2 separate regions of the Homo sapiens genome follow, and region 2 is linked to region 1. Evidence: chromatin contacts called from ENCODE Hi-C data. All regions are on one chromosome and are shown on one strand. The core of a region is the stretch at or near the end of the contact, and the rest is flanking DNA. Distances in the headings are between cores, read along the strand shown. Region 1 has its middle 710 kb from the start of SNORD151. Region 2 has its middle 680 kb from the start of SNORD151.

Evidence for each region. A loop is a pair of places that touch in the nucleus more often than their neighbours do. Pooled maps may share reads with other maps.
Region 2: a map of PC-3 shows a loop between it and region 1 (7-fold over the local background). The contact joins two enhancer-like sites. A Hi-C loop is called at or near these places in 4 of 168 maps with a recorded cell type or tissue (Calu3, MCF 10A, PC-3 and 1 more) and 2 of 50 pooled maps.

What each region holds. Positions count from the first base shown.
Region 1 is chr7:46,749,316-46,754,362 of GRCh38, forward strand. No RefSeq gene overlaps it. Among named protein-coding and RNA genes, the nearest start is that of SNORD151, 710 kb to the right of the region's middle. Within about 2 kb of position 3,641, at least 8 of the 41 ENCODE cell types and tissues checked have a DNase peak (open chromatin) inside an H3K27ac peak, as active enhancers do; they include PC-3 and PC-9, where a contact is called at or near this core.
Region 2 is chr7:46,784,618-46,790,063 of GRCh38, forward strand. No RefSeq gene overlaps it. Among named protein-coding and RNA genes, the nearest start is that of SNORD151, 680 kb to the right of the region's middle. Within about 2 kb of position 1,619, at least 2 of the 41 ENCODE cell types and tissues checked have a DNase peak (open chromatin) inside an H3K27ac peak, as active enhancers do; they include PC-3 and PC-9, where a contact is called at or near this core.

The DNA of each region.
Region 1 (5,047 bases), core at 2,391-4,890:
CTGTCTCAAAGAAAAGAATCAAGTCTCATTAGGGAGATAGTGCTGGCCAAACCAATCAGAACCATCCTTTGGGAAAAGATGTTTTAGAACTGACTCTTCTTTGACCATCCCAATTTGAAATCTGTGTCTTTAGGGGCTTTTAACCACATTAAGTCATGACTGAGTGGTTAACTGTAGTGTCTTTGAGGCATAGGGATGGCAGGGATGAGGCAGGAGCCCTCCATCAGGAGTTTACATCTAGGGAAGACTTCTTTTCTTAATTGAACTACAAGAAGAACTCATATTTCTCATGCCTATTTTTCAACCCAAACATAAACAAATGGGAGAATATGGTGGGAGCAGGGTGTATCCCACACTCCACAGAGAAGGGTGAGGATCCAGTTGAGAAGGACATCCCTGCAGAAGGAACAGGAGACACCAACAAAAATGTGACGAGACTGTAAAGTCTCAATAAATATCCTGACTTTGCCCTCTCCCTCTGAGATGTAACAAGACTCTGTTGAAGTGGGAGTGTTAGGCCATTCTTGCTATAAATAAATACCTGAGACTGGGTAATTTATAAATAACAGGTTCAGTTGGCTCATAGTTCTGCAGGTTGTGTAGGAAGCATGGCACCGACATCTGGTCAGCTTCTGGGGAGGCCTCCAGGAGCTTATACTGATGGTGGAAGGCAAAGTAAGAGCAGGCATCGCTCACAGGGGAGGCACCACACTTTACAGCAATCAGATCTCATGGTAACTCACTCACTATCTGAGGACAGCACCAGACCATGAGGGATCACCCCCATGAGCCAAATACCTCCTACCGGGCCCCACCTCCAATACTGAGGATTATAATTCAACATGAGACTTGGGTGGGGACAAATACCAAACTGTATCAGTGGGTTTTCCTTCCTATGGTAAAAAAAAATCAGCTTCTTCTTATCCCCAGCTGTGGTGGTAATATTCTGGAAAGCCAGCCTTTAATAAGCGTGCAAAGGCTGTGTTTTTCCCTTGGTGGGTAGAGGCAAGGAAAGGAAAAAGACATGGGGCTAGCACACTGCCTGCCTGCTGTGGATCTGGAGCTAGCCTGGGCCCAGGGACCATGAGGGGAATGAGGACTATTTCTACCATAGAGGAGCATAAGGCCTTCTTAGGGAGAAAGATATGTAAACAACACTTAATGCAATGGAAGTCACATGAGAAAGGGGACTGTAGCTTGTGGAGGAGGCGAAGGAAGATTAGACAGACTGCAATTGGCCTCATTTTAGCAGATGAGGAGATAAAATAGGAGGGAAATAACAGTCTTTAGAGTGAAAGCAGAACTCTACAGAGCTGACACTAAGGCCTGCACCCTTCCCTGTGTCACATGGCATGAGACAAAACATTCATGCACGATGCAGTGGGGCATGGTCTGTGTTACTGTCGCCTGGCTCATGCTTTAAGACACAGACTCCTACTCCTGAGGAGGAATGTGTCCAAGGGAGTGCAGGGGCCCTGTGGAACAAGAGGAGGCTCGCTGGTCTCCCTTTGGCCTTGACTGATGTTGCTGAGAAGAGAGCCCCTTCACTCAGGCGTCTTCAGGGCTCCCGCAGCTGGGGCCTCGCTCTGTGTACTGTTCTGGAGATTGCTGAGGCTAAATATTACTGCAGCTGGGAACACTCAGGAAGCTTGTTCCCTTACAAATGGCAATCTTTACTCAGGTACCTGAGGAGCAAAATGGCAATCCGTGTAGCATAATGCAGAGAGAGTCCACAGGATTCTCCTGCTCTCTGGAATACCACCCCAGAACACGTCCTCCCTTGTGCTTTCTCCCATGCCCATCAGACTTGGCTGTGGGCACAAGGGAAGGAGGAGTCAGGATGGGAACCAGAGCTGTCATGGGAAGACAGCACAGGCCACGCAGCACCAGGTAAACTGGATAAATTGGAAGACGGTAGTGAATCTGCAGCCACACGATGAAGAGTTTTAAAGGGGATGAAAAGGAGACACAGGTGGAGCATATTTCCACTGAGCACAGAAAAAGAGAACAGTAATTTCCTTTACATGTCTATTTGGAAATCATTGAGTATTTATAATATATGAGAAAGAGGTTGGAATACACTCAAGAGTACATTAAAAAATATAAAACCTGATTCTTTTTTGCAAAGGATTTACAACCCCAATAATTAACCATGATGCATTGCATGTAAAATGCCAAAAAAGTGATACAAAATATTCTACAAAGGAGGAAGACGTGTTGAAATTTGTTAAGCATCTGTTAGAGCTGTCACTTAGTATGAGCAAGTTAATTTAATCTTTACGCAACCTTAGATTATAGGTGTAATGAATATTATTTTGCAGATTAGGTAATCATGTCCCAGAAATGTCAAGTAAGTTACCAATGTCACTCAGCTAGCCCGTGGAAGAGGTAGGCTTCCCACTCTCCCTAGAGCAATTGCTCTTTCTCTTGGAAAGAAAAGTCTCCTGCATCTAAGTCAAAGCACGGGAGTTAATCATGCAGCTGATTTTAGAATCACAGGCTCCCTAAGTCAGTGTGGGTCATCTGCTTAAGACCCTGGTCATCTAACAGAGAGACATCCACGCAGGAGTGAAGGCCATGGCCTACAGTAGATTTTGTAATGAGAAGTCACTCAAGCCTGAATGATGACAGAAATCACAGAGAGGAAATGGAATACACTGTTGAGATGCTAAGTCCCAAAGAGGTCAGTCATGCCTGGTGAAGTAAGTTTTGAGAGTGAATTGGTATGTGGGAAACATGTGGTGAAGACAAGGGGTTGAAAGCTGAGGCTTGAGTAAGGCCAAATGGATTCAGTGCTGAAGGCCCACATTTTGATTATGTTGGCTGTACAGCACCATGACTCAGTTATCTGTTTTTTTTTTTTTTAGATGGAGTCTCACTCTGTCGCCAGGCTGGAGGGCAGTGGCACGAGCTCAGCTCACTGCAACCTCCGCCTCCGGGTTCAAGCGATTCTCCTGTCTCAGCATCCTGAGTAGCTGGGACTACAGGCATGTGCCACCACGCCCAGCTAATTTTTGTGTTTTTAGTAGAGATGGGGGTTTCATCATGTTGGTCAGGATGGTCTCGATCTCTTGACCTCGTGATCCGCCTGCCTCGGCCTCCCCAAAGTGCTGGGATTACAGGTGTGAGCCACTGTGCCCAGCTGACTCAGTTATCTTTTTAAAGCACCTCTGCATGCTGGATCAACCTGTGAGATGCATCTGCAGAACATCTTGAACGTGCCTGACTCAGAGTCTCTTGGAAGATGTCCAATGCTGAAACCTTGCTTGATCCAAGGCAGCATGGTTCATATTCTTATATAGTATAATTATAATGATTATATTTTAAATTAAATTCATTTGGGATAAAAAAGGTAAACTAAAAGATATGTGTTGGGAGGTAATAAATCTCCAAATACATTGTTGTCCCTAGATTCAGTATTGAATAACTTTGATTTTATATGCTTTTAAAATGTACTGAAACCTCTTAATAATTGCTGGTTTTTCCAACGAGAGGCTTGATGTCAAAAATAAGCCGGGAATACCTAGTGTTCCAGCTCCATATTCTACCCTGCACATAAAAATAGGCTTTTGAAGTCCAGCAGAGCCAGGTAAAGGGAAAAGATGTTGCAAATAGACTCTCAAGTCATCTACTCTGACTCCACCAAAACCCACAAGTGAAGCAATGATTTATGATCTGACTCACAATTGAAGAGTCTGCACAGAAAGAAAAAAAAAACAAAAACAAATTAATAACCATAAAGAGGAAGTGCATATTTCCTACACTTCATTATTTTTTCTTTTTATCTACCATCCCATCAAGCCTGGCAGTGATCGAGCAGGGTGAAATCATTGTTTCTTTTTTATAAATCAACATGGGTAATGTTTGAGTGCAGAAAGATCTGGTATTTCACTATTTATGGGTGCATAGCTCTGTCTGTACTCACAGTTCCAACAGCACGTTCACTTACTTTTAACTTCTGACTCAAAGTAACCCTGCAGAATCTGTATTCTTATCCCACTTTGCAAATTAGGAAAATGAGCCTCACATTGGTTTACACACACGTGACAATGAAACAATTATTGCTTGGGTGAGAAGGGCAGTGAATGCTATAATACGATAGTTTCCAAAAATTTCCAAGTTGGAAGCTTCTGGGATAGGCAAACGAGACAAAGTAAATACATTTTCTTGTAGTTAGGATATAAGGTTCTGAAATCAGACAGTCTGGATTCAAAACCCAGTGCTGCTGCCTTACCCATTTTCTCTAAGTTCCAGTTTCTTCACCTGAAAAATAGGAATTGCGTAGTACCTTTAAAAATGTAGATATAATAATATGGCAAAATAATGGAAAGAATTATGTGAGGATAAAGCACAGGTGATAAAAAATTATTAAAGGAAATTTTACCTAGTATTTGATATTCTTTACACAGTTTAGTGATACAGAAATTATTTATTATTTCTCTTGTCAAGAGTGGGATTATAGATCAACAACTGGGAACACTAACTGTCCAGCAGAAGATGAAAAGTCAGAGTCCCTTGGGAGCCCTGACGCTACCAGAACTAACAGAGACAGGAGTGCTGATCAGATGTCAGAGACAGGAGTGCTGATCAGATGTCAGAATCTGGCCAGTGTAGTGAAACCATAAAAGATGCAGACATTTCCAAACACAAGCTGACACTGGGACCGAGAACCACCTCTTTCCTACAGCACCCAACCACTCTCCCAAGTCTGGGCATCAGACATTGCCATGGCTGGCTTCCCACCCAATCTTTAAGGTGCATTTCCATCTCTTCAGTTCAAATTAGCAGGAAATTCAAGAAGATGCTTGCAAGTCAAGGCAATGGATCCTTGGGGCAATGGGGACAGAGGAAGGGACTTGCATACGAGAGGCTAAACTGGGCTAAAAAGAAGAGTTCAAGAAGTGGATAGAGAGAATTTGGAAGTGGAGAAAAGAAGAGGTGACATGAGCAAAGGTACACAAGGCAGACTTTGACACCATGGTGCTGGCCTCACCGGGCCTCTATGGTGGTGTCCCCTCATAGGACTCAGGCAGGAAACATGACAGTG
Region 2 (5,446 bases), core at 369-2,868, 33 kb after region 1:
ACTATTTGTATAAGATTCGTTCTAAATAAACCTTAATTCTTTTCTGAAATATTAGAAAGGCTAATTTGTGTGACTTGCAGAGATATCCAGAAATACACATTTAAAGAATGCAAGTCCCTTTGCTCAGATGCCAAACTCAGCACCCTGACTTTCTATTGGCAGCTTGGTACTTCCATAGACAAACACACTCAGAAAGGTGCTTTCTACAAAGAAAGAGCATTGGTTCCCACAGCAAGAAGGTTGCTCCTTAACCATGAATTGGCATGTAGATGTGTGAATCAGATCCTGTAAACTTTGTTACTGTGAGTCACTCACCCAGAGCTGGTTAGTTGTAAATCAACTTCAACTTTGATTTCCTGAACTTCAACACCTGAAGTCCAGAGTCAAGACAGATGGTCATTTTCCAGCATGGGGAGTGAGCTGGACCAAATATTTCTGTTTTACCAATTGTCACAGATAAAGCCTGTGTTATGATTCTCATACGTGATATAAGAGCAGGTATTTAGAATAATTTGGAATATGTATAATCAACTGACCTTGGAAAGGAAATACAGTATGTTTAAAACATAAACTTTGAAGTTGGAACTAAATTTAAATTTTGGGTCCTTCATTTATTGGCTGTATAACCTTGGCAAAGCTCATAACTTCTACAGTCCTTGGTTTTCTCGTAAAAAGGATGTGTGTGTATATATATTCACACATATATACACACACGTATCTCATTAGGATGTTGCAGGAATAAAGTGAAAAATTACTTGGTAAATTATAAAGCACTGTGTATAAGGCACCGTGTGGATATTGGTCACTATTCAGTAGTAGTTAAACTGAGAATTACAAGATTGTGGAACAATTTCATTATACCTGGAATTCCATAGATATCCTAGGAGCCTCAAAACAGGCTGGCCTGATTTTGAAGAATTGTAAAAGAGAAGTCAGTTTCTCTTTAAGGCAATTTCACCCAATGCACATGCACATAACTGGAAAAAATAAAATGACAAATAAGTATACAGGATTCCACCATAAGCATATGTCTCATTGGTATGAAGTTATGTTGACTAATCTTAAATTATTTTTATTGGCTATTTGGTTTTAATTATGTTATGTTATATTCACTGGATAATATATATGTTAATATATTATATATCTTAATTAGGTTATGTTATATTCACTGGATAATAGGTTCTATTAAGTCAAGGTCCCAACCTAATAAATTCTCTTTCTGTCACATTTTAAGTTATTTCATTAGTGTACTCAAAGAGAAATTATCAAGTACATTTACTATTTTTGATAATAAATACAATAATAATAAACAAATATTAGCTTACCCTCGTTTGATTATTTTCACAAGGTAGGCACTGTGCGGGGGCACTTCCTAAATATTTCTCCATTTTAGTTTCATATCCAACTGCAATGCAGTTTTTACTTCAAGATTGCAGATGAGGAAAAGGAGTATCTGAAAGCGTAGAGGAGTCTCTATGGCAATATACAAATGCCAGTTTAGTATGTTTTTACCTCTCTTCAGAGAAAAAAATGGTCGTTTAGTTAGTCATGTTTACCTTTGAAAACTATGTTCTCAATAACCCAGCATCAGAAGCTTTACAAGGAGGTAGTACCAGGAAAGAGCATGCTTGACTTAGCTCTGTGGTTAACAGTAGACGTTGAACTATCCAAGGCTGTGAAATAAGCAGTTACGTGACACACAGTTCCTTGAATTGTAACTTAATACCCAGCTTTCTCATGTCCTTAGGCAAATATTAAAAATTCAATTGCTCACAGCTCTCAGTAATGCATTTCTCCACAGGCGGAAAGGAGATGAAAGAAGAGGGAAAGCTGGCCTTTGTAGTGAAAGCAGGTTCAAATTTGTTCAAATTAGCCAGCCAGCCAATCATCAAAGAGAGTTTTAGTCCATGGAGTTGCAGTACCACTAGCAGCCTTCTGAAGGGAATGAAAACCCGTAATAGCGTTTCCGGTCTGCCCTTATCTTATATACTTGCATTAAGGTATTATTTGTGAAAATGAGAGATGGAATAAAATTCATAAACAAATAGAAAACTCACCGCAAGTAGGATACCTTTTAAAGTTATCCAGTATTCTTCCTGAGTCTGCCAGTCTCCAGGGCCTCAGCCTGTGGACTTTTGCATGGCTGTGGTTGCTAGGGCAATATGCATGATTCCCACCAGAGTGCAAATCAGGCGAGAGCCTTCCAGCCTTGGTTTTTTCAAAGAATACATTTCATATCAATATAAGGACTAAAGATACAATTACTGCAGGGAAATCATTGCCTTAAAGAGATGTCAGAGACCAACTAAAAAATTTTGTTGCAGAGACAGAAGGAAATTATTGGAATCATCTACTTAGCAACAATTATTAAAAGGAAGATGAGGTATAACAGAGCTATCTAAGAAGAACAAAATATAAAATAGGCTAGTAAAGATAAGACAGGAATTTAAGAAAATTCAGATGGAGATATCAGACAGAGGGAAAACTCTCCATACTCTGGTAGAGCACACTGGTGCCGTAGTGGTCTTGGTGAAGTAGTTTCATCAGCCAGTATGCAGATCCTAAAAGAAAGCTGCAGGTGCTTAAGTCACCTCTGTCCCTGACAGGGTGATTCAGCAAAGGATAGTCATGCATGCTTTTCTTCAGTTTCCTCACTTGCAAAATAAGACAAAATATGACTTGTCTCATAGGTAAATGATGAGGAGTATAAATACTTTTTTAAAAAAAAATAGATGCTTCAAGTGCTTAGCCCCGTGTCTGGTCGATCATAAATTCACAACGACAAATCTTAGCTACCATTGTCAATACAGAAGAGACCTCTCCAACAATGCAAAAGTCAAAAGCATGAAATTGATGAGAATGATGTAGAAAATAAAAATGCAATCTAAAGATAATTGGAATCTCTGTGGGAGAAAAAAAAAACAGAGCCAAAGGAGCCCAAAAATGTATTTACATCATAGACAAAAGAGAAGAACATCTTTCCAGAGCAAAATAAAAATGACTCTTTCAGTACAAACTATACCATATTGCAACTATATTAGGAAAGTAATTCCTAGCTAAGCATTTTGTGCATTTTTAAGAACATTTTTGAAGAATAGAAGAGTTGGGTTATGGATTGCAAGAGTACATTACTTATACAAACCTATTATCAGACTGGGTGCAGTGACTCATGCCTGTAATCCCAGTGCTTTGGGAGGCTGAAGTGAGAGGATCACTTGAGGCCAGGAGCTCAATACCAGCCTAGGCAACATAGTGAAACCTTGTCTCTACCAAAAAAAAAAAAAAAAAACATTAAATTAGGTGGCATGGTGGTATGTGCCTGTAGTCCAGCTACTTGGGAGGCTGAAGCAGGAGGATTGCTTGAGCTCAGGAATTCAAGGTTGCAGTGAACTATGATTGCACCACTGCACTTCAGCCTGGATGATAGGGCAAGTCCCCTTCTCTAAAAAACAAACCAACAAACAAAAACCAGATCTGTTATCAGATATATGATTTAGAAATATTTTATTCCATTCTGTCTTTTTACTTTTTTGATGGTATCCTTTGAAACAAAAAGTTTTAAATTTTGCTGAAGTCCAGTTTTTCACGTTTAGTATTTTATCTAAGAAATCATTGCCTAAGTTTATGAGAACTTAATCCTTTCTCCTAAGAAATTTTATACTTTTAGCTCTTACATTTCCATCTGTGGTCATTTACAGTGTATTTCTGTGTATGCTATGAGGTAGGGATTCAGCTTCATTCTTTCACATATGGATATCCAGTTGGCCACAGCACCATTTGTTGAAAAAAGTAGTTTTTTCCTATTGAATTATCTTGGCACTCTTGTTGAAAATTATTTGACCTTTTTGCAAGGATTTATTTCTGAGGTCTGAATTCTGTTCATTGATCTATATGCTTATCCTCATGCCAGTATCACACTATTTTGATGACTGTAGCTTTGTAGTAAGTTTTGAAATCAGGAAGTGAATCCTCCAGTTTTGTTCTCTTGTAAAATTGCTTTGGCTAGACAGGATCCCTTGCAATTCTATATGAATTTTAGATGAGCTGGTTGATTTATTCAAAAAAGCAGCTGGGATTTTGATAAGGATTGTGTTGGTTCTGTAGGGCAACATAGGGAGTATTGTCATCTTCACATTATTGAATCATCTGATCCATGAATATCAGATTTTTTTACATTTATTTAGGTCTTCTTTATTTCAACAATGTCATGTAGTTTCCATGGTACAAGGCTTGTACTTCTTTCATTAAATATATATTTTAATAAATATGTTCCTATATTCTTTCATTAAACATTCCTAAATATTTTCTTATATTGATATTGGTATTATTATAAACAAAACTGTTTTTTAATTAAACATGGTTTTTAAATTTAAATTTTGAATTGGGCATTGATTATTATACAGAAATGCAATAAATATGTGTATGTTGACTTGCATCTTGGAAGCTTTCTGAACTCATTTATTGGTTCCAAAAGATTTTAAAATATGCTCCTAAGGATTTTTTATATATCAGATTATATACTATGCAAATGGAGATCACTTTACTTCTTCCTTTCTATTCTCTATGCTATTTATTAATTTATCTCTGCCTAACTGCTCTGTTAGAATTTCTAATACAATGTTGATGGTTATAAAAAATTAGAAAATAACAAGTGTTGACGAGAAAGTGAAATTGGAACCCTTGTGTATTGATGTGAACGTGTAAAATGTTCAGCTCTTGTGGAAAAGTTTAGTGGTTTCTCAAAATGTTAAATGAAATTACAATATAACCCCACAATTCCACTCTTATACACAAACCACCCAAAACTGAAAACTTGTACTCAAAGAAAACCAGGTACACAAATGTATATAGAAACATTTTTCATGTGGTGAAAACAGCCCAAATGTCCATCCAAAGATGAATGCATAAACACATATAGTAGAATGTTATTATCCAACCATCAAAAGGAATTAAGTAGTGATAAAGGATACAACATGGATGAATCTCAAAAGCATTTTTCTTAGCAATGGAAATAGCCAGACACAAAAGATCACATATTGTATGATTCCATTTTTATCATATATCCAGAATACATATGTCTATAGAGTCAGAACTCAGATTAATGGTTGCCAGTGACTTGGAGGAAGAGAGAAAAAAAAAAAACTGCTTACAGTGTGGTGGGTTTTAGTTTGGAGTGTTGGAAATGTTTTAAAGCTAGACAAATGTGATATTTGTATGACATTGAAGATATATTCAGTGCGATTAATTGTTCACTTTAAAATGGTTATTTTTATGTTATGTGAATTTCACTTCAAGAATTGTTTTTAAATTTAGAAGCATCCAGATTCTAATAAGTATATTTTGAGCCACATCTAACACCTTATCATGAAAATTAATTCAAGATGGATTATAAAAATTTAATTAGAAATGTTGATCCTAGTCTGTGACATTGGGTTAAACAAAGAGT